Linked DNA regions of Mus musculus: regions 1 and 2 are each linked to region 3. A link is a loop called in an ENCODE intact Hi-C map of the cell type or tissue named here. Cell type or tissue: heart. All regions are shown on one strand. Region 1 overlaps Gm12724 (predicted gene 12724). Region 2 has its middle 6.1 kb from the start of Gm12724. Region 3 holds the start of Usp24 (ubiquitin specific peptidase 24).

Region 1 (8,000 bases), 54 kb before region 3:
CCACCAACCAAGGAGTACACATGGAGGGACCCATGGCTCCAGCTGTATATGTAGCAGAGGATGGCCTTGATGGGCATCAATGGGAGAAGAGGTCCTTAGTCCTGTGGAGGCTTGATGCAGCAGTACACTGCCAGGGTGGGGAGGTGGGAGTAGGTAGATGGGTGGGAAAACACCCTCATAGAAGCAGAGGGGGAAGATGGGGTAGGGGTTTGGAGGGGACAGGGAAAGGGGATAACATTTGAAATGTAAATAAAGAAAATATTCAATTAAAAATGAAAAGCAAGAAAAAGAGCTTCCTTCTCTTTTTCAACTGAAAATGAATATATTTCATGCAATATGTTCTGATCGTGGCTTCTCATCTCTCATCTATGTCCCAGATCCTCCCAATCTCCTCACTCACTCACTCATCCAACTTCAGGCTCTCTCTCTGTCTCTCTCTCTGTCTCTCTCTCTGTCTCTCTCTCTCTGTCTCTCTCTCTCTCTGTCTCTCTCTCTCTCTCTCTCTCTCTCTCTCTCTCTCTCTGTCTTCTCTTTCTCTCTCCTCTCTCTCTCTCTAGAAAACAAACAAGATAAGTGGATGTTAGCCATAGAATACAGAAGCTAAACAAAAAGGAAGACTCAAGAAAAGGAAGCTTGAATCTCAGAAAAGGGAATAAAATAGTCCTAAGAGGAAGATGGAGGGAGGGAACAGGGTATGAGAGGGGATGGAGAGAGAAATGGAGGAAGTTCAGGATCAGGTTCAGGATCAGGAGGGCACAGGAGGGATAGCCAGATGGCCATGAGAATGAATGGAAATCTGTGTCTGATGGGGGTAGGGAGGTAAGGGGTCTCTTCAGGATGTGACTAAGACCTGGGATAAGGGAGGCACCCAAGGATCAATAGGAGTATCCTCGGCTGTGACTCACAACACTGGGGACATGAAACCTGAAGGGGCCACCTCCTGTAGCCAGACAGGAACCCCGGTGGACTGATAAGGACACCAACCCACCCACAAAACTTTCAACCCCAAATTTGTCCTGTCTACAAGAAATTCAGGGATGGGTGATGGAGCAGAGACTGAGGGAATGACCAGTCCAACATGAGACCCATCCCATGGGCAAGCACCAATCCTGACATTATTAATGATATTCTGTTATGCTTGCAGACAGGAGTCTAGCATGGCTGTCCTCTGAGAGGTTTCACCTAGCAGCTGACTCAGACAGATGCAGAGACCCACAGTGAAACTGTGGATGGCGCTTGGGGACACTTATGGAAGAAGGGGAGAGGATTGCAAGCCCCAAAGGGGTAGGAACTCCACAAGAAGACCAATAGAGTCAACTAACCTGGACCCTTGAGGCTTTCAGGGACTGAACCACCAACCAAAGAGTATACAAAGGCTGGACCTAGGCCTCCCTGCACATATGTAACAGATGTGCAGCTTGGACTTCATGTGGGTTCTGAATAACTGGAGCAGGGGCTATTCCAAAAGCTGTTACCTGTATGTGGGATATGTTCTTCTAGCTGGGCTGCCTTGCCCGGCCTCAGTGGGGAAGGATGTGCCTAGCTCCATAGAGACTCGATGTGCCAGGGTGGGAAGATACCAAGGAGTTCCCTACATGCTCAGAGAAGAAGGGGAAGAAGTGGGGGGAAGGATCATGGGAGGGGACCACCAGGAGTTAGGCAGTGAGCAAGATGTAAAGTGAATAAAGAAAAAAAAAAGAAAACAAAGAGAAAAAATTGTAAGAACCACATACACAACACAAAAATTAGAAACCACAATGTATAAGCAAAAGGTTTTTTTTTAAATACCTAGACAACACATTATAAAACAAAAGCAGTTTCCAAAAATACCATTGAATTCATTTTGTGTTGGCCATCTACTGCTGGGCATGGGGCCTGCCCTTAAATGTAACTTATATAGCCAGCGAGACCCCATTGGATAAAGCTTTTCCTTTGCAAGCTGTTGACAGTTGGAGATAGCTTATGGATTAGGGCGAGAGGCTCCTGTCCAGTTTCCCTCTCAGTGCTAGGACCCCTCGGGCTTGGACCTGTGAGGGACTTGTGCATGCTGCCATGGTCTCTGTGAGTTCATACGTGCATCAGCCCTGTGGTGTCTGAAAGACAGTTTTCTTTGCATCCTTCATCTCCTGTGGCTCTTACAAACTTTCTGCCTCCTTTTCCACAGAGCTCCCCGAGCCCTGAGGGAAAGGGTTTGACAGAGACATCCCATTCAGTTCCAATGTCTCTCCCTCTGTGCACATCGTCCAGTTGTGGGTCTCTGTGTCAGTTCCCATCTACTGCAGAAGGAAGCTTCAGAAGATGCTATCTCTAAGAACTCTTCCCAGTGAAGGCGGATATGAGGGTTCAAATGGTCATGTGTTTGAGCACTTGGTCCTCAGCTGGTAATATTCTTTGGGGAAGCTCAGGAGATGCCTTGCTAGAGGAAGCATGTCAAAGGGGTGGTGGACTTTGAGAACTTCCAGCCTTCCCTTACTCCCATTTTGATCTCTCAGCTGTGAGCTTACAGTTCAGGGTCTGAGCTCTCAGTCTCCATGCTTGAGCTGAATATTACAGGAATTCATGTGTGCAGTGTCTGCTACCAAGCCAGCCCTCCATGATGGAGATAGACTCCTACCCCTCTGAAACCATAAGCCCAAATAGGCCCTTTGGTCACAATGATTCATTACAGTAATAGAAAAGTAACTAGCAGAGTGGAGCTTGAATGCACTGACATGGGTTACACAGTCTAACATAGTTTAGATGTTGCAATGTGCAGACACTGCCTACTGGTAGCCCAGGCCCAAAACCCAACCCTACCACTCACTTGAGATATGTGAAACCTTGAACAAGATGCTTACCCTTTCTGATTTTTTTTTTCCAGACATGGTCACATGTAGTCCAGGCTAGCCTCAGACATTCACACACCATTTTGTTTGAGCCAGACCTTAATGGAGTAATTAGACTTGAATATGCAAAGGTGGGAGAAGAAATCTTTAGTACGAGGAACAGGGTAGGAAAAGCACACAGGATCAGAAGCACAGGATAGTAAAGGCACACGAAGAAGTTGGGCGGGGTAACACATAGCTGTAACCCAGTTCAGGGAGCTGGATCGTGAGAATGGCAAGTTCAAGGTCAGCCTAGGCCGTTACAAAGATCCTGTCTCAGACAACTAAAGATGAAAATGACAAGGAGTGCTTGAAAGCAGAAGAGCAGAGTAGCATCACGGAGGTGGAGACGTACAGAGAAGAGTGTCAACATTTCCTGAATTTTTATGAGGTGTCAGGACACTGCACACATTAATTCCTGTAATATTCACAGCAGTGGAAGTGTAATCCCCTCCGTTTCACTCTGGAGGAATCTGATGCTCCGAGCCCTTGAGAAACATGACCAGGCTGGAGAGTGGAAAAGATTGGCTCTTAACTGACCTGACCCTGAAGCTCACATTCTTTTAATCAGGACCGCCCACATGCCTTCCCCACAGCTAGTGCCAAAGAAAGCATAGATGTCACTGTGGTGGTCCATGTTAATTTAAATGTTAATTTAAGCTAGATTGGCCAGTGTGAGGGAACTCTGACCACATCTGGGGGAAATTATCTTGATTTTTTTTTAAATTGAGATGGAAAGACCCTCCCACTGTGGGCGTCACCATTCCCTGGCTGGGATCTCTGACTATGAGTGGAGAAAGGCAACTGAGAAGCAACATTCTTCTTTCTTCCTTCTTTCTTCCTCCTCCTCCTCCTCCTCCTCCTTCTTCTTCTTCTTTAAGATTTATTTATTTATTATATGTAAGTACACTGTAGCTGTCTTCAGACACCCCAGAAGAGGGCATTAGATCTCATTATGGATGGTTGTGAGCTACCATGTGGTTGCTGGGATGTGAACTCAGGACCTTCAGAAGAGCAATCAGTGCTCTTAGCCACTGAGCCATCTCTCAAGCACAGCTTTCTGCTTCTTAACTCTCCCTGCAATGTGGCCAGTGGCTCCCAGCTCCTGCTGCCCCTACCTCCCTGCCATGATAGACCATAGCCCTGGTCCCTGAACTAGAACAAACCCGGTTTCCTTTTAACTGCTTTGTTGGAGTTTTGCCATAGCAACAAAAGGGAAACTAAAGCATGTACCTTCTCAGCTAATGTCCATGGTTCCCAAATTACAGAGGCTTTGCTAAGATTTCAAGCATCCAAGGTCCACAGCTGGGAAGCTCACTCCAAAACTGCTGTAGGCAGACCAAGTTCAATGCCTTTTAGAGCTCAGCATTCAATGTAAATGTGTCAGCTGTGTGGTGGGGGGAGGTAGGGCTTCAGTCACACTGCTTTCTATTCACACCTCTGAGTTACCTTGGAGTAGTAACAAATTAAGCCAGAATTGGCTCTTCGCACTGAATGATTTTAGAAAGCTTGCTTTGCTTCTGCAGCTTGGATAATTTCAAGTGCCAAAAAAGGAAGCAGATCTGATGGAAACCGCATGTAAAGAAGGTGCATACATTACTATAAGATCCTGCAAGCTGGATTCTTTTTTCAGAAACCCCCTTTCATCCATTTTTTTTTTATCCCTCTAGCTTTTTGACAACTACAAGGAAGACAGTAAGGGTAAAAATAAAAATATTTTAATTGCTATTTCTAGCCCCCCCCCCACAAAAGCCATTTATGATAAATGTGTCTTTTACATTGCAAGGTAATTTCTACCAAGAAAACAAACAAATCCACATGCTTTGAGAATTGACATTTGAGGGAGAATTGGCATTTAGCAAGTTTAAAAATAGAAACTCCAGTAGATACAGCATCTGCCAATTAAACATGTGAATCCACATTCAGGCTTGCTGCACTGGGGAAACTGCCCAGGTTATTGGACTATTCAATAATGCCCTATTTTTAGGGCTGGGGAGCCAAGAAAACAAGCTGGCTTCAGCGTCTCATTAAACAGAGTACAAGGGCTTCCACAATACATCCCTATAGTGCCCAGAAATAAGAACCTAGAGGACAGAGCATGTTTTTCTGTGACAAAGCCACTATGTTACAACTTTTATAGGCAGCTGAGATTAATAGGAAGTGGGTTGAGTGGCAGCTGTGTCCTTTCTCATTGAGATAGTAGAGTCACGAATGGTTGTCACCAAGAGGACCTTAGGGATGACCTGCTACGGGACATGTGATGTTTGTTGGCTGTCTAGTGTGGTTGCCCTCTGATCCCCACTCTGGGAAACTAAACTCTCTACCATAGAAATGTAGTCTGTCTCATTCCCCCCAGAAGCTGTTTTCTTAGTCTCCTGGCAGCCAGGACTCAACTCTATAACCCGGCTTTGGGAGTCATTTGCATCTGTTCAGCTTTTGGGATGAAGAGTTGGTGACACAGGAGAGGAGGTACGGGGGCTGGGGGTACACGCAGGTGAAATTTTTTTCTGAGTATAGCAGCAAAACCTGAAGCATCCACTTCCTGAGGGCAATGGGGCAATGTTGCCGACAGAGGTGCCAGATGCCACCTCCTGGCACAGGCAAGCTGAGATGCTCCACCGGCAACAGCTAAGTGCCCACACTGACCTTGGTGGAGTCTGGCTCTGGTCTGCCTGTGCTGCCTTCCTTATTCCTCCCTCTCTGTGAGTCTGGTTCTTCAGGCTTCCTGGTAATCGAATGAGCTAGCCAATACCCTTTCAACCTGCTGATTTTTTTTTCTTCATTTTGCCCAGGGACAATATCTTTACACTAAGAGTCTGAATGACTATAAGCCGGCCATGCCTGATTAATGCTAGGACATACATCATAAATCAAAAAGGTAGGTGCAAGTTTGGTTTTAAAAAATTAGACAATCATTGTTACTCTTCAGATGAAATCAAGAGTGAGAGGGGAAGAACTGTGGCCAACTGCAAGCAGACCAGGCCTAGAAGTTAGGTCCTGACTCCCATTCATTGTGTGTGATGGTTTGTATATGCTTGGCCCAGGGAGTGGCACTATTAGAAGGTGTGACCTTGTTGGAGTATGTGTGTCACTGTGGATGTGGGCTTTAAGACCCTCATCCTAGTTGCCTGGAAGCCAGTATTCTGCTAGCAGCTTTCAGATGAAGATGTAGAACTCTAAGCTCCTCCTACGCCATGCCTGACTGGATGCTACCATGCTCTCACCTTGATGATAATGGACTGAACCTCTGAACCTGTAAGCCAGCCCCAATCAAATGTCCTTATAAGAGTTGCCTTGGTCATGGTGTCTGTTCACAATAGTAAAACCCTAACTAAGACAGTGTGCTTAACCTCTGTGTGGCCCAGCCTTACAAGGGAGAGAAAGTGCCTATGCACTCTGCCCCTAACAATGCGTTCCTGTTCCACAGGTCCACAGGTCACCATGCCTTCCTGACCATTCTTCAACTAAAGCTACTTCCCTTCAGTCACTTTCTCTTTAGACCTCCAGCTCACAAGTAATCTCTAATGTTCCTTCTTTCATTCCCTTCTTTCTTCTTTTCTTCCAAAAAAAGAGGGAAAAAAAGTCTTACCGCATACCTAGCACCAGCTATGTCACCTATAATGAGGGAAATACAAACCAACCCAAATATCAACAACATTCATGTTAAAGAAAAGCATTAATCAAATAATTACACAAATAATTGAAAACTGAAAATTAGGAAGGAGAGAGTAATTGCTATTATTATGTCAGCACCAGGGGTCTTATTTAGCCCAAATTCAAAAAAGGACCCTTAAAGATGCATAGGCTTAGCTCGGATCCAAAAGTGGGCTGACTGGGCGAACAGAAGGAAAGAGGATTTCCAGAGAGAAGGACTAAGTGTGCAGATCCTGAGCAGAAAATACACAAAGCTCAAGCAGCTGAAAGCCAGTGCAGACAGCAAGACAGCAAGGGGTGGGAAGGACGGAGATTGGGGGACAAAGCACTCTGGGCTTGAGAAAGATTTTGCCTTGACCCTCAGGGAAGCAGGAAGTCACCAAAGACTCCTGAATAAAGGGATAATATGGTTTCATGGTATTCTTTTTTTTAATTTACTTATTTTTATTTTTCCTTGCTTGAGAATTTCATGCAAGCATATTTTCTTGAAATCCACTCAATTCCATCCTTTCCAATCCTCCTGGGTCACCCTCACCACTGTTGTCTTCCAATTCCTCCGTGTGTGTTTTTTTTATTAGTTTAAACCCCACCCCCCACCCGAGTCCACTTACAGTTGCCAGTGTACACTTGGTGTAGAATCATATACTTGATTATAAGAAACCTCTCAGGAGCCACATCCTTGAAGAAAACTGACTCTCCCTTTTGCAACAACTATTATTTGCTAACAGCTCCTGAGCTAGGGGTGAGCTTTCATGATCACCTCCCGCCTCCATGCTGGGGTTTTGTCTGGCTTGAGTTTACAGAGATCTCGTGCATGTTGTCATTGCTGCTGTAAGTTGCTATGAGCTGATGCCCCGTTGGGTCCAGAGAACAATGTTTCACTATAATCATCTACAATCTTTCCACGGAGATCTCTGAGCACTGGAAGGAAGGAATGCGAAAGAGATGCACTGAGCTATCGTTATGCTAGTAACCATATAATAACAACCAAATAAGTCATTAGAAGTTGATTTAAATGCTAAGCTCTTTAGCAGAATACAATTAGTAGGTTCTCCTATGGGGCCTGTGATGTAACTAGCCACAGATTATTGGACTGCCAGTCATAAGTTCTATTTATAAAACTAGACTTACAGCTGATCAAAAAATGACTGGTTTACATTCGTAACATTTCTGTCACTCTTGTATCCAGTAGGCATATCTTGTCAAACAGGTCATTATTGTAGCTTTTAGGGTTCACAGGTGGGTAAGACGATGATTTCTTTTCTCCTCAGTAGCATGCATGGCACCTTACAGCACTATCAAAGTTAGCCAGTGGGGATAAGTCTTCTTGCGTGGTACTAGCCTGACTTCTCCGTGTTCTGTGACTCAAGGAAGTATACAGTGTCACTGGCAGTATGATTTCAGCATCAAGTTCTGGAGGATAGCCAGAAGCAATGGCAATAACCTGCATTGTTTGGAGGGTCTGTAAGATCCATTAATCAA
Region 2 (8,000 bases), 85 kb before region 3:
GGATTCCTGGATGTTATTGTACGTGAAAACCTCTGTGGGCCAGATAACCAGAGTGACGTTGTAATAAACATCATAAATAAATTGATGGAGCCCTGACAGACTTCAGGCTGTAGCTTGGTAAGCTTATTTCAGCCAGCCCCATAGATATTGTACGAGGCAAACATTTTAAACCCCACTCCTCAGATAGGAAGACTGAGGCTTAAGGAATTTTCTATCTTGCCCAAGGAAAAACCAATATTAGGAAAAGAAAAAGAAAGAATTCATACTCAAATCTGATGCCAATAAGTTTGACCAGTGAGGCTGCTGCTTAGTGTCACATGTCCATAACTTCAGGAAGCAGATCCCATTTCCGCACACCCGTCAGTCACAGCATTAGCAAGATGACCTGTCCACTTAGGGACCTCCGTACTAAGGCAAAGGTCGCCTGGCCACCATTCACTGGTGAACTTATGCAGGTGGGTTACATGCCTCCTCTGTCTGGGTTTCGTGCTCGTAAGTCATTCTTGCAATATGCCATTCCTGCAAGAAGCCAGGAAAAGCCCTCTGAAGGGTGCTCCTGCTCTCCGAAGCATCGTTAGCATGTACATTCCCTCGTCCAGCAGGGAAGTAATGTGCTACTGGCACTGGCATAATTGAAGACGAAACTACCGGACATGGAGCGGGGCAAACACTACTTCTTAGCCTAGCCAACAGCACCCCCCAGTGCCAAGGAACAGGAAGGGGGCAAAAAGAGTAATAAAGCTACAAGTTTTCACATGTGAAAATTGAAAAACTCAGAAATAACCTTCAGGAAGAACCCCCAACATTTATTATACTTTATACCCAAAGGGATTATGGGTGGCCAACAATCACTATAAACAGTTATCCAAACAGGGCACAAAAATTTATTTCATGAAGATTTAAGCAATCAAAACTATCTAGTTTTAGGAACACATTCATCCTTTCTTGTATCTTTCCCATCAAAAAGGAAAGCACTCCTTTTATGTTATTAGTTACAATAATATGACATCAAGTGTCATACACTATACATAAATTGATGGGATCGAATAGCAGGTTGCTACCATTGTTGCTGTAAAAGAGCTACTGAAAATTAGGAGTTGTTTGTTTGTTTGTTTGTTTGTTTGTTTGTTTGAATTGCTGAACAAAGGCAAGGAGCAGGTGTGTGGTGTGAAGTGACCAGCAGGGTGAAGCTCAGGACCTGGCTTAGAAGATGGGACACGGGGAGACTGAAGCCACAGGGAAGATTACCAAGGAGTTCAGAAGAACCCAGGAAGAGTCATGGGTCTCCGTCTCAGTGTCTCGGGAGGGACACAGGAACCTTGCTCCCTGTCCCTGCTGTTCTTCAACCTTCCACTAAGCTGACCTATCTTCCCAGGGCTTGTGTGTGTGTGTGTGTGTGTGTGTGTGTGTGTGTGTGTGTGTGTGTGTGTGTGTGAGGTGTGTGTCTTAAATTCTCTGCCAGATTTTTAATTAGGGTTATTCTGCAAGGCAATTAATCCTCCTGGTCCCCTCACTATGGAGCGCTAATTCTAAAGCAATTAACCAACCCTTGAAACTGAGAAATAGGACATCTTCCTTTGCCAAAGGCTGTTAGGGAAAGGCTGTCTTCCGGGAGAGGCTAGGCACGGCTTCTGCTGTGCTTGACTAAGTTGCTCTTTGAAACCTCATTTGGTCCTAGGATTTGAAGGCCAAGGGAAGACCATAGGCCATTATCACAGTTTCGCCTATGCCCACAAGAGGGCAGTGGCGTATGCAGTCATAGCCCATGTTCTTCTCTAGACCTCAGCCTCTAGGATCAGACTAAGGGACTCCTGAAAACGATGAGATCCTGGGCAAGACAGTGGAAGAACACACACACACATGCACACACACACATGCATGCACACATGCACGCACGCACGCACCCCACATGTGCATGCACGCTACAGATGCTGCATGGGGGTTTGGAGGTGGCCCAGAAGGCTTCACCCAGTCTTCCCTAGACACACTACAGTCAGTCATACCTGTCACTTCCCCATCTCAGGTTTCCTCTGAAGCTCCTGGCACCAGAAACCTAGGGCCACCCAGACCCAAAGTGTGCAGCTCTGTAGTTGGGGCTCGGGTGTCCATGCTTTTTCAAACTCCTCAGGGTTAAGAGTATGCCTGTCAACACACAGGATGCAAAGTGAGTCTCCTATCCTGTAATAGGCTTCATGACACTGAACAGAGTGGAAGGCAATAAAATATACAATATCGTGAGAAGACCCATGGGAAACAGTATAGAAGTCAAGACCTGGCAAACACATATCCTACTGGAATTAGGTAGTTTAGGGAATGTTTTTAAGCAGATTATAAAAGAATAGTCAGAGCCAGGAGTTATAGTGCATGTATTTAACCCTCAGGAGTCAGAGACAAGATGAACCCAGCATGGTCAACAGAGTGAGCTCCAGGACAGCCAGAGCTGCATAAAGAAACCCTGTCTCTAAAAATAAAATTTTAAAAAGTAAACATTTAAAAAATTAAAATAATAGTGATAATAATTTGGGGGCAGAGAGGGGGGGAGGGAGGGAGAGAGAGAGAGAGAGAGTAGTCAGGATGCAGAAAAGCCACAGGGATCACACCTTCAGAAATAGCCAAACCCCAGAAGAGGAAGTGGTCATAGAAACATAGAGACTGGGAGACTAGGTAGGAAAGGCCATCTGGTAGAAACTGTGACCTCAGTAGATACACCAAAATCTATTCTCTCCAGCCCTCTGAATGCCAGAAGCCAAAAAAAAGAAGCAACCACGGAGTAAATCCCCAGAGACCGCCGTCCTAAGCCACAGAGCAAGATGGCAAAGTACAGAAATTGGATCTAGTTCACCCAATAGCTGTCAAACATTTGGCCATTGGCAGAAGTTGGTCCAATGCTTCTATATGCAGATACTATTGCATATTATATGATTTGAATAAGAATGGCCCCTAAGGCTCATATATGCAAATGCTTGGTCATCAGGGAGTGACACTCCTTGAGAAGGACTAGGAAGAATGTCCTTGTTGGAAGAAGTATGTCACTGGAAGTGTGCTTTGAGATTTCAAAGGCCTAAGCCAAACCCAGTGGCTCTCTCTCTCTTCCTACTGACTGCAGATCTAAATGTAGAACTCTCAGCTACTTCTCCAGCACCATGTCTGCCTGTGTTCCACCATGCTTCCCGACATGATGATAATAGGCTAAATGCTTTCTTTTATAAGACTTGTCATAGTTATGGTATCTCTTCACAACAATAGAACGCTGACCAAAACACATGTTTAAAAATAAAAAAAACTTTACAATAAATAGCTATGAGACTGGACTGGAGAGACAGTTCAGCAGTTAAGAACACGGATTGCTCCTTCAGAGGACCTGGATTCAATTCCCAGCACCCACATGACAGCTCACAACCATCTATAACTCCTGTTCCAAGGGATCTGATGCCCTCTTGTGGCCTTCCACAGCACTGTACACACATGGCACATAGACATGCAAACAAAACACCCATACACACAAAATAATAAAAATTATTCTTTAATGCTTTTAAAACCTATGGGTAGAGGTGATGTCAGCATATAATCCCAACACTTGAAAGACTAAGGCAAAAGGTCATGAGCTTACAGAAAGCCTCTGCGCATAATGAGTTAAGAACAGCCTAAGCTATCTGACTACAGTTTAAGAAATAATTCAGGGTAATATAGTACGTTCTTTGCATGTCCAACACATGGTTGATGCCTACCACTGCAAAATAATTATAGATAAACAAATAATCATCTTTATGCATGAGACGTAGACTTTTTGCTGATTTGGACTTCAAGGGAAACAATATTCAAGTTTCAACTAGAAGGGTAATTTCCAGACAATTTCAATTTCTCGAGTTAGTTTGTTCCAATAGATCAATGAAGAGCTTTTCTTAGAACTGGACAATGGTAAAAAGTTTTCATTAGTTGACAAAAGGATTGGTAAATTTTTCATAAAAATTAGAATATTTTAAAGTGTAGGTGAAGAATATGTTCCTATACAATGTCTTTTTTATTTATTTATTTTATTTTTTAATCTTTATTTTTGAGGTGGGGTCTCTCTATGTAGCCTTAATTATCCTGGAACTCTCTATGTAGATCAGGTTAGCCTGGAACTCAATAGAGATTTTCCTACTTCTGCCTCCCAAGTGCGAGGATTAAAGGTGTGTACCACCATTCCTGGCAATATCTGCCTTTTCAAAGACAGTGTGTGTGTGTGTGTGTGTGTGTGTGTGTGTGTGTGTGTGTGTGTGTGTTTGAGTATGTACATGAGGGTGGGTGTGTGCATGTGTGTGTGTGTCTGTGTTTGAATGTGTGTTTGTGTGTGTGTTTGAGTGTGTACATGAGGGTGAATGGGTGAGTGGGGGGGTGCATGTGTGTGAGTGTGTACCTGTGTGTGAGTGTGTGCATGTTGGGTGAATGTGTGTGTGTAGGCTTATGTGAATGTGTAGGCATGTGTGCATGTGTGTAGATGTGTGTGCATTGTGTAAGTGTGTGCCTGTGTGTGAGTGTGTGCCTGTGTGTGTAGGTGTGTGTGCATGTGGGTAAGTGTGTGCTTATATGTGAGTGTGTACATGTGTGAATGTGTGTATGTGGAGCCAGAGAGCTCAACAGTAGGTATATTCTATCACCATAAAATCTTTTTAATTGAAAATGTTTCATACAATGTATTTTCCCACATTCCAACTCCTTACAGATACCCACCTCCCTACCCACCTACCTTCATGTTCTTTCTCTCTCAAAACAAAACAAACAAACCCACACAAAAATCACAGAGTTCATTTTGTGTTGGCCAACTTCTCCTGAGCGTGGGGCTTGCCCTGAACTGTGGTTGATGTGTCCCTCCACTGGAGAGAACCAATCTGTCTTCCCCCATCACTTACCCCTTGCAAACAGCTTCTTGGCCAGTCGTGGTGCTTTGTGCCCACTTCTCCTTCCTTAGGCTGGGATTTTGTCTGGGTCGAACATGTGAGGGTCTTGTGCGTGCTGGCACAGTCTCCATGGGTTCATATGCTCATCGACTGTGCCATTTCTGGACAATGCTATTACCCTGGAGTCTCCATTCCACCTTATTTTTTCAGGCAGGGTCTCCCTTTGAACCAGGAGCTCTAATTTTGGTTAGGCTGCCAGGCCAGAGAACACCCTTCCCTCCAGCTCCTGCGTCAGCCCTCACGAGATGCTGGGATTACAGCTGCCTGCCCTCATGCCTGATTTTTGGGTGACTTTGGGGTTCTGAATTTAGGTCCTCATGCTTATGAAGTAGGCACTCTAACCACTGAGCCATCCTGCTGGCCCCATTTCATATTCTAAACATGAAAAGTGTGTGTGTGTGTGTGTGTGTGTGTGTGTGCATGTGATGTGCCTGTGTCACTGGTTCAAGGTGTAAAACATTTTTTCTCACTGTAGGCTACAGTAAAAAGTGTTTGAAGTTGGTAACTTGGCAAGTGTTAGCTTAAGACCTCATCCCCGAAGCCTGCAGGCTGCCAGTGGGTCTCCAAGACACAAATAAATGGATCCCTTCAAGGGCTGAAATCAACAGAGCTTCTTGCTCCTCTCCTCACAGCTGAGTGTGGCTAGGGCCCAGAAGAAAACTGGCACTGTTTGTCTAGGGGGTGTACTGAGAACAAAGAGGCAGTTTGTCCCAGGGCCTGCCGATCCGGCCTCCTTCACAGGCACTAAATTCATTCAGTATCACTGCCCTGCAGGCTGCCCCGCTGGCCTGGTGGGCCTGCCAGCCTCTTCCACAAGGAGTTAGTGTCAGATCTGGGCAGCTCTCTCTGCCTGATGCAACGGACATTCAGCTAGCCTGTGAGAATCGGAAACAGAGGCCCCTGTCACTTGAAAGATAACATCCTCCTCCACGCTCCACGAGGAGGACCCAGGAAGTCAACAGCTCTCCAGATGTGAGGCAGTGTGAGAAGGGCGCTGGTGTTCCGCCTCTCTCCCTCCCAATCTCTTCCCCTCATCTCTTGTTACTAAATGGAGTCTCTGGCTTTCCCAGAGTCCACTTCCTCTAAGCCATGTGAGGGAAAGAAGGGAAGGCGAACTATTATGTTAAGAGTTCCAAGTCAATCAGGCTTCTGGGGTGAGTGCTTACCTGCTGAGCTATCTCACTGTCTTCCCCAGATCCCCGTTTCAGTGCAGATAAGGAAAATGAGACATAGGAAAATCCCCCACTCAAGCCTGTCTGGCTCCAAGTTCAAAACCCACTAAGGCACTAAGGAGAGAGACAGTACATAAAACTTGAATAACTCTAGAACAGTCTTGGGCATGGGCAACACGGCCACTAGTGTGTCACAGGATGAGAACCAAGAGGCAGTTGAATAGGAATGCAGGCAGTATGAGTCTGAGCTGAAGGGCAGTGATGGGGTCACCGGTAAGAGCACCTCTTTATGTCATGCAGATCCAGGTACCATCGCCGTAGAAATGGACTTTACTTGGTAGAGGAAGTTTAGTTGCATAGCAACACTTGAGCTGAAGTAGCTCCCGTAACACACACACAGTCAGTCTACCCCCACTCAACCTCTCATTAGAGTGCTTCCTTTGTTGGCTGAATCAGTGTAGACACAATGCCATCACCCAAACTCTGGAGCACACATGAGGACTCATTCTTCATAACGTACGTACACTTAGGTGTGGCAAGTATAGTAAGCTGTGGCTACCATTGTAGCGATACATGAGATTGTTTCCCTGCCCTAAAAAATGCCTTTTGGTTCCTCTATTCATCTTTTCTTCTCTTCCTATATCCCAATCCCTAGAAGCCGTTTTTCTTCTGTCTTCATGGTTTTCTCTTCTCCAAAGAGTCCATAGCATTGGGCTCAGGTATCACATAGTCTTCATGGATTACCCACACCCCATATGTTAACCTTTATAAAAATATATGCAGGGCTGGTGATGTGGTTCAGCAGATAAAGGCACTTGCCACTAAGACCGACAAACTGTGTTCAATCCCCAGGACCCACTTGGTGGAAGGATGGAAGGAGAAAACTGATACCCACAAGTTATCCTCTGGCCTTTACAGGTGTACGCACCTACACACACACACACACGCACACGCACACACACACACACACAGAGTAAATAAGTAATTGTAATAAAAACCCTAAAAATATGACCAAGCAATGGTGGCTCATGCCTTTAACCCCAGCACTTGGGAGGCAGAGGCAGGCGGATTTCTGAGTTCGAGGCCAGCCTTGTCTACAGAGTGAGCTCCAGGACAGCCAAGACTACACAGAGAAACCCTGCCTTGAAATACATATAGATGATGCCTCCTTCTGAGATGATGGAGTAGACATTCTGTTCCTTATTATTCTGCATTCTTTCTAGCAAAACTGAAAATCAAAGTCAAACCTCTCTCACCCTCTGCTCCCCTTCTCTCTGTGCATAGAGGTGGGAAAGGGGCTGAATAGGAAACAAACTTAAGATGGCTCTGCAGCTAGGCGAGGTGCCACATAGCTTTGGGCTGGAGAGATGGCTCAGTGGTTTAGAGCACAGACTGCTGTTCCAGAGGTCCTGAGTTCAATTCCCAGCAACCACATGGTGGCTCACAACCATCTATAACGGGATCTGATGACCTGTTCTGGTGTGTGTGAAGACAGTGACAGTGTACTTGCATACATAAAATAAATAAATCCAGCACTTGGGAGGCAGAGGCAGGCGGATTTCTAAGTTTGAGGCCAGCCTGGTCTACAGAGTGAGTTCCAGGACAGCCAGGACTATACAGAGAAACCCTGTCTTGAAAATAGATAGATAGATAGATAGATAGATAGATAGATAGATAGATATATCTTTAAAAAAAAGATGACTCTGAAAGGTGAAGGGCAGACAGACCAGCAGTGATGCCAACCACTGGGAAGTGGCACAAAGGTCCCCGGGGCTTGATGGCCAGACAGTTTCCAGAAATGGTGAGCCTTGGGTTCACTGAGAAAACCTGTCTCAAAAAAAAAAAAAAGCCAAGCTGGAGCACAATTGTGGGAGACACACTTACTAGT
Region 3 (8,000 bases):
AAGAGGAAAATCAGACAACAGAAAGAGACCTTAGGGAGATTCAGCTATGGATATTATCAGGCACAGACTATAAAATAGCTGTGATTAATATTTCAAGGAATTGCCCGGCGGTGGTAGCGCATGCCTTTAGTCCCAGCACTTGGGAGGCAGAGGCAGGTGGATTTCTGGGTTCGAGGCCAGCCTGGTCTACAGAGTGAGTTCCAGGACAGCCAGGGCTACACAGAGAAACCCTATCTTGAAAAAAAACAAAAAACAAACAAACAAAATATTTCAAGGAATTATATATCAAGATAGATACAGAATCCATAAAAAATTAAAGTGAAATTAAGAATTTTAAAAGAGTGCACACCTTTAAACCCAGTACTTGGGAGACAGAGGCAGGAGGATGTCTGTGATTTAAAGGCCAGCCTAATCTATATAGCAAGTTCCAGAGCATCCAGGACTACATAGAGAGACCCTGTCTCAACAAACAAACAAACAAACAAAGAATTTACATATTCAGTAACTAAATTAAGAACTCAATAAACAATTTCACAAAAAAGATACCACTGAAGAGAAAATTTGTGAATTAGAACAGAAAACCAAAGAAAGTATCTAGACTGAGGCAGAGAGTGACAGAAGGACAGATAGTCATGAAGGATAGAATGTGTGTAACAGAAGTCTCATGAAGAAGGGAGGGGCAGGGAGAGCAGGACAAAGGGAGAGAGGGAGGGAGAGAGAGAGGGAGGGAGAGAGGGAGAAAGGGAGAGAGGGAGGGAAGGAGGGAGGGAGGAGGAGGAATGGGGAGAGAAGGAGGGAGGAAGAGGGGAGAGAATTAAATAGAAATATGTGAAGAAATAACATCCAGTCATACATGATGGTGCACTTCAGTGCTAACACTCAGGAGGCTGAGGCTAGGTTCACAGGTTTGAGATTATCCTGGGCTATACAATGAGACCTTCTTAATACAATCATAAGGAACAGCGATTTCCTGAGACCTCAAGCCACATAGTCAAGAAACTCTACAAACCTCACTAAAGAGAGACATAAAGAAAAGCGTATTTAGACACATCAAAGTGAAAATCCTAGAAAGAAAGACGGTCCAGACCAGTGCTCTTGGGACAGAGCCCTTGGAATGTGCAAGGCCTTGGCTTTGATCTCCAGCACTGGGAGGGGATAGGAACAAGATCAAAAACTGTATATTAGGTGAGAGAACAAAACTCAACTTTTTGTTTCGAAGTGGCTACCCTCGGCTGGCCTTCCTAAGCAGTGGCGACTTTGTTCTCCGCATATATGTTTTCATGTATATGCTTTCATATATATGCTTTCACGGTTCCTCTTCTGTCTGAATAAAGCCTCCAGTTCTTACAGCCTTCTGGGATCTAGTGTCCGGGCTGCTGTAGCTTCCTCTCTCCTTCTCCTGCTTCTGGAACTCTGTAGTTCATAGCACCCTGCCTTTCAGTGCCTCTGCCTTACTTTACTCTCGCGCACCGCAGGACGCTTGCACAGGCTGTTTCTGTCACCTGGGGCTTTCTCTTCTCACACCCCTGTTCTTGGCTTGCCTGCTTCCTTTCACACTATAATTGAGATGTCATTTCCTTTCTAGACACCCGGCCTTCGAAATTTCTCTGTGGAGAGTAAGAAATCTGCTCTGACCCCGGAGAGTAAGAAATTCTGTCAAGGTATCTATCATGGTTTATTTATAATCATCTTCCTTCATAGACAATACATTCAAAAGGACAGAAGCTGTGCATGTGTGCACACACATCTCCATCTGAGTGAGTTCAGAGTAGACCGAGTAAAAATGACTAATGGTAGGTAGAGTCCTTCATGTCTTTAAGATACTCCACCATACCTTATTTCTAAAGTCCTATGTACCTTTTCTTTTTCTCTACGTTTCTAAAGAAGATATGTGTAAAAAAGGTGTAATTTTGTTGTTGTTTTGTTTTATGAGACAGGGTTTTGTGTGTGTGTGTGTAATAGTCCTGATAGTCCTGGAACTCTATTTGTAGACCAGGCTGGCCTCACAGAGATCTACCTGCCTCTGCCTCCCAAGTGCTGGGCTTAAAGACTTGTACCATGCCTGGCTGCAATTAAATTTCTTTAAAGTGTTTTTTATTTTTTAACATTTCTGGATTTCCTGCAATTAAATTAAAAATGTAAATGAAAACATGAATAAGACAGACATCTATACTTCCCCAATTTAACAAGATTTTTCTTTGGGACTAGGTCTCCTGTAGCTCAGAATGGCTTTCAAACTTACTACATAGCTGAAGATGACCTTGACAACTCTTCTTAATCTCCTATCGCAGCCTAAGGGCTGGGAGGGACAGGCATGAGCTACCACACCCGGCTTACTCAACGAGGTTTGCTTTTAAAAAGGAATGCAAAAAATCCTGGCATTGCTGTTGCATCCTCAAATGACACTCAAATGACTTTTTGGTAGCTCCAGGATTTGATTCAAAAGTGGCCTTTTGGGGGGCGGGGGAGTAGGCTTTTGTGGGGGGGGGAGGAGAAAGGGGGTAGGCTTTTGTTGGGGGGAGGCTATTGTTGGGGACAGGCTTTTGTTGGGGGAGGGTAGGTTTGGGGTAGGCTTTTGTGGGGAGAGAGTAGGTTTTGGGGTTAGGCTTTTGTGGGGGAGGGCAAGTTTTGGGGGGCAGGCTTTTTGTGGCTCCTTTCCAGTTCTCATCACAGACTTGTTTTTCTCTGCTTCCTTCTCTGCTTCCTCCTCTCAGCTAAGCACAGCTTCCTCTGTCATGGTCTGCAGACCTGCCACTGCTGATGAGCCTTTTTTGTGCCATCTGAGTGGGCTGGCTCTCCTCTCATTACCTCTTCAGTTCTATCCAATCTTAGTAGCAAGCAATTTTTTGTTGTTGCTAACTCATTTAGTAGTTTAGCTGTTGGCTTAACTCTGCAAACCCAAGGTAGAAATGGAATGTTTTTATTTTGCTTTCCATCATTAAATGGTCCTTTTGTTCTCCATGGCATTGCCAGCATCAACGGTATCTGACTTGGTAAATGGTACAGTTGGTCGTTCTGTGGCAAGGTCTTGCTATGTATACGTAATTCAGGCTATTCTTGAACTGGAGATCTCCCAGGCTCAGCTTCTGGAGGGCTGGGATTACAGGTGCCCTGACCTATTGTGTTGGTGTATATTCTGTGACAGGATGCTTTCAACTTAGACTACTTTGGTCTTTATCTATTATATGTACTTAAAATTTCATTGACACCCCAGAACTTACCTCTTATTCAGGTGTCTACTTTGTGATCAAACCCATTACTAGCCTTTAGTAAGAATAATAGAAACTATATCTATATAATGATAAATTCACCCCGTAAATAATCAAATAGCTGGTGTTTACAAACTATCAAATTATTAGGCAAGAAGCCACCAGGATCTGAGGGGGAAAAATGCTGGCAGAGAATGCAGAGAAAAGTTCTGAGTGCTGTCAGTAATTTCAGATTTGGGCTATGTGAAGGTCCAATTGTTAAGCCATCAGAAATGTTTTAACAGTGTGAAAAAGAAAGGTTAGTGGATTGGGGGGTGGGGAGGGGGTTCAAGAATAAAGCAGGATTAAGACCAAAGCAGATGAACTAATAAGCAAGTATGTGAGAAGGAAGAGGAACCAGCATCTTGGGAAGAGAACCGAGAAGAAACCTAGATCAGGACACTGAAACGGGAAAAGGGGCAAAGGGGACTGGCCATGGTAACGCCAATGAGGTGGGAACAGAAGGCAAAAAGCTAAACAAACGCTGGAAGACAGAAACAGAGGGGAAAGTCTTCACCCCTGAGCCAAAGACTTCAGTAGAAATGGGTTGGTGGTCAGAATCAGGATAGAAGTAGACACCCAGAATATTTCCATGTGTCTGTGTCTGAAGGACGGTCATACAGTTCTGGCTGAAAAGTATGGTAAAGTTTATCAGGCCTGGTGGGACAGGTGGTCAGTGTTGTTGGGAGTGGGAGTTCAAGGTCTAGGGGTCTCTAGAGAAGGCTGGAGGGTCGAGGGCGAGGGTGTGCGGGGATGCTCGTCCTGCGGATCTGGGCACCCGTCTGTGGGCGGCGAGGAGGGCTTCAGCGGCGCGTAGGGTCACTTTCCTCGGACCGCAGGACACTTCAGGAGAACCAAGCAGGGTTCCGGGGGCGGCGGGAAGAGTCACCTGCGATGGGACACGAGTGTCGTCAGGGCACCGAGGCCCGGGCGCCCGGGGACCTCAGCGACACCGGCAGCGAGCCGCTCGGCGCCTGCCCCTCCCGTCCCAGAGGGAACCTGTTGCCGGGGGAAGGGGTGGGCGGGAGGCGCAGGCGGAGGACTCTCGTGCTCTCTCTGCGCTCCGCGGCCTCTCACCTCAGACACGTTCGGCGCACGCCCCTCCCTGGCCCCGGCCTGGGAGAAACACACACGCGTCCGCACACCCACAGCTCCGCGCCGCCCGAGCCCGGGGACGGCGGCCCGAGCGCCGCCGGGGCTGCTTCCGGGAGCGGAGGCGCGGCCCCGCGAAGAGGAGGAGCAGGCCAACATGGCGGCGCGCAGGGCTGGGCCGGCCGGCCGCGCCTGAGCGCCCCACCACCCCAGCTCGGCTCGCTGCGCCCACGCGCGCACCTAACCCTGGCCCGGCGGCCTCGGAACGCGCGGGGCGGGAGCTCAGGGGCCCTGCCGGGGACGGAGCCGGGGCCGAGGCAGCGCGGCACGGCCCGCCAGGCCCGGGAGCCGCAGCTTCGCCGCACGCCGGCCGGCGCGACTCCGAGGCCGGAGCCATGGAATCGGAGGAGGAGCAGCACATGACCACGCTGCTGTGCATGGGCTTCTCGGACCCGGCCACCATCCGCAAGGCCCTGCGCCTGGCCAAGAACGACATCAACGAGGCCGTGGCGCTGCTCACCAACGAGCGGCCCGGCCTCGACTACGGTGGCTACGAGCCCATGGATAGCGGCGGCCCCAGTCCGGGGCCGGGCGGCGGCCCACGGGGCGACAGCGGCAGCGACGGCAGCGGGCCTTCCCGCGGCGGGAGCACCGGAGGTGGTGGCGGCTTCGATCCCCCGCCCGCCTACCACGAGGTGGTGGACGCGGAGGTGAGTGGGGTTGCCCTGACCTCACGGGAGAGGCCGCCGCGCTGGAGTCCCGAGGACAGGGAGCGTTGCCAGCCCGGCTCGCAGCGGGACTTTTGGGCGGGGGCTGTAATGAAACTCGGGGCACCGAGATAATAGAACACCAGTTCTGGTCCGAGATCGGGGTCACTAGACTGGGGTCCTATGGAGAGAAGGGCCTTGGGGGAGGAATATTCCCGCGTGGAGTTAGGTATACAGTTCTGGGCCGTGGCGGGGTCTCCATAGGCTACCTGCTGAGTCTATGCGGTGGGCAGGAATCCCGGGAGGGATGGGGAGGAGGGCCCACATTTCCAAATCCGCGTGGCTTGGGAAATGGGAAGGACATGAATATCAGGTGTCAAAACTGAGGTCCCAGTGGACCAGAGTATTTGTGACACTAGATTTCAGTGAAGGATTGGGATAAGTACCAGTTCAGAGTCAGAAATAGTGCTCGCTATAGGCCTGCCAGAGTGAAGGCCTTTGCCGGGTCAGACAGGAGGACCAGTGGGGTTAGAAGAAGGGTTTAGGTTTTTAAGCCAACCGTTGGAAGAGGACAGGGTCTAAAATGAGGAAGGGCCTAGACAGGACCAGGAATGATAGGAATGAGTATAAGGCAGAGGAGCAGGTTTGGCTGTTTTAATGTCTGGGTTGTAAGGATGGGCTTGACTAAGGTCAGGTATTAGGACAAGTAGTGGAATGGGACTGAGATAAGGAATGAGTGAGAAGCCTGGGCAAGGAGTAGGAGCAAAGGAAGGGCCAGACGGCGATGAGATCAGGAATGGGAGGTCGAAGCTGGCGGCGATGAGATCAGGAATGGGAGGTCGAAGCTGGGACACGGCCTGGATGAGGGGAGTAGGGTCACTGAAGAGAAATTAGCCCGAGGAGAGGGGTGTAGCCTCAGAGAGGTTAACATGGAGGCGGGGGTGGGAGGGCGGCATAGACTAGGGAGAAGAAATGGGACTGGAGTCTAGAGAAGGGAGTCTAGTACGTACAGCCAGATCCCTCAGATCTTAAGTAAGATCTTTTTAGTGTTTGGTTTACCGTGTGAGCAAAGAACATGGGAGAGGCTGGCAAGCCTGCCAAAACAAGGAAGAATCACCCAGAAGCCAGAGCGCTGGTGATTAATTTGCAGGAAAATGGCAGCCCGTGGCAGAAATTTTTGTACTTTTCTTCGGATAGTGTATTTTAGGGTCGAAGATAGCAGCTTGGCTTAGCCTGGCTACAGAACAGCACAGATCTCAAATTAGTAAGTGGGCTTGTGTTTTTAGAGAAATTAATTTGGGTAATTTCTAAGACACCTGATTTCTTTTTTTTTTTTCCCCCTGAGCAGTGTTCTGTGTGGTAACTGTGTTTGCAGCAGTTTCTCAGTCTGGTGTTGGTCTACATACTCCAGGTAGAAGTCCACCGTTAACCAGTAGCTAGCTTATCTGTGTCCTTCACTGGTAGGGAAAGTAAAGGCAGTTGGTCCTCCTTTGGGGATTTTTAAAAATTCTGTGTAATTGACTATTCTCTTTTGTTTGTTTGAGTTTTTTGAAGCAGGGTTTCTCTGTGTAGTCCTGATTGTCCTGTAAGGCCAGGCTGGCCTCGAACACAGAGGCTTGCCAGCTTCTGCCTCCCAAGTGCTAGGGTTAAAAGGCCTGTGCCACCACCACCTGGTCATAAAGTGACAGTTCTTAAGTGTGACATCTTAAGATACCAGCTCCAGTCACTCTTCCCCTGTTCTAGCCAGTTTTGGTCTATTTAGAAACCAAGAAGAAAACTGTCGCTTCTTGTGAACATGTTTATACTCGTCTACAGAGCTCAGCGTGTTTTCAGTATGTGAGAGATTTTATTTTCTGTTCCTGCTTTTAATCTCCTATGATTGAAAATCAAAGTAAGTTAAAATATTTGTGGCACCTCAACATTAGCTTACTTCTCATACATTTAAGTTGGAGCAATCTGGAGTGGCTTCTTTGCATTGAACAGCAGCCTGAGAAGTTCACTTTCAAGAAAATCCATAGTAGAATCTATCTTTTAAAAGAAAGTCTTGCCCTCATTTCCCCTGGCATGTGGCTTGGGGCTATGGGAGGCTATACTATTACTTAATAGACTTCAAGAGGGCTGATGAGGGCTGTGTTCGTTACTCTGTGCTGGTAGAGTATGGGCCACCTTCTGATACCACACCAGGAGTGAGATAATATTTTATCAGTTTTCAAAATCATCACATATGGCAGACATGAAACTGGGGCTTCTGAAAGGTCCGTCGAGCTGTGGGTTAGCTATTTGTACGTTTTACTAATCCTCAGTAAAATAGTTACTACATCACCATTTTAGGTATGCAGTTAGAAGCAGAGCCTACATCCCAGGCCAGGTGTCTGGCATCAAAAGCCAGAGGGCTTTTAGCTGTGTCCATGTAGTTAGTTTCAGGATTGAGTGTGTTTGGTCCAGTGTGGACGGCAAGGAAGGTGAAGAGTTTGGAAAGAGGTGGATTGTGAGGCTACTCTGAGGCTAGGATGGTGAGCGCTGTATCAAGGCATCAGGGCTACGCTAGTGGGTAGAATGAAAACAGAATCTTTCTTTCTTCCTTCCTTTTTTTTCTCTCTCTCTTCCTTGCTTTCTTTCTTTTTTTCTTTTTTGTTTTTTTTAAAGCACAGACTTTAGAAATCAAGACTTAGTTGAGTTCACTTGTTTTATAGATGTGGCCTTTCAGTCCCCAAAGGGCAGCTGTCTCTGCAGAGGCAACTATAGAACCAGATGCTTCCCTTTCCTAGGAAAAAGACAGGGTGCAGGAATGAGTCCAGGGAGACAACGTCTGATTTACCCCGATCTCTAAAAGGGACCACTGGATCTTAAAAAGCATGCACATCTGCCTTCTGCATAGCATATCTTATTTTCAGGGTCCTTTAGAAAAATTTTTTTTTGAGGCGATAAATTGGTTTTTTGAGGCAGGGGATGC

Evidence for each region. Hi-C counts contacts between places; a loop is a spot of excess contacts. Peaks named below come from ENCODE experiments on the same cell type or tissue, not always from the same donor. Only the 100,000 strongest peaks of a DNase experiment are listed, where the experiment ranks them.
Region 1: a loop joins it to region 3, with 2.9 times the contacts of the local background. A loop is called at or near these places in 10 of 42 quality-filtered maps.
Region 2: a loop joins it to region 3, with 2.4 times the contacts of the local background. A loop is called at or near these places in 12 of 42 quality-filtered maps.

The regions. Positions count from the first base shown.
Region 1 is chr4:106,258,084-106,266,083 of GRCm38, forward strand. It overlaps Gm12724 (predicted gene 12724), which reads left to right. Exons shown (of 5, transcript NR_151521.1): 3 at 5,657-5,742. All of the region lies in intron 2 of Gm52671 (a long non-coding RNA gene), which reads right to left. Among named protein-coding and RNA genes, the nearest start is that of Gm12724, 25 kb to the left of the region's middle. In heart, a CTCF peak has its summit at 5,415 (motif pointing left); a DNase peak (open chromatin) is centred at 4,858.
Region 2 is chr4:106,226,975-106,234,974 of GRCm38, forward strand. No RefSeq gene overlaps it. Among named protein-coding and RNA genes, the nearest start is that of Gm12724, 6.1 kb to the right of the region's middle. In heart, CTCF peaks have their summits at 729, 1,730 (motif pointing right) and 3,442 (motif pointing left); DNase peaks (open chromatin) are centred at 1,737 and 5,787; H3K27ac peaks cover 1,344 bases.
Region 3 is chr4:106,311,737-106,319,736 of GRCm38, forward strand. Usp24 (ubiquitin specific peptidase 24) reads left to right here and starts at 4,477. Exons shown (of 68, transcript NM_183225.2): 1 at 4,477-5,050. The coding sequence starts at 4,736. In heart, no CTCF peak of the experiment used is centred here; DNase peaks (open chromatin) are centred at 4,405, 5,095 and 5,715; H3K4me3 peaks cover 3,202 bases; H3K27ac peaks cover 2,962 bases.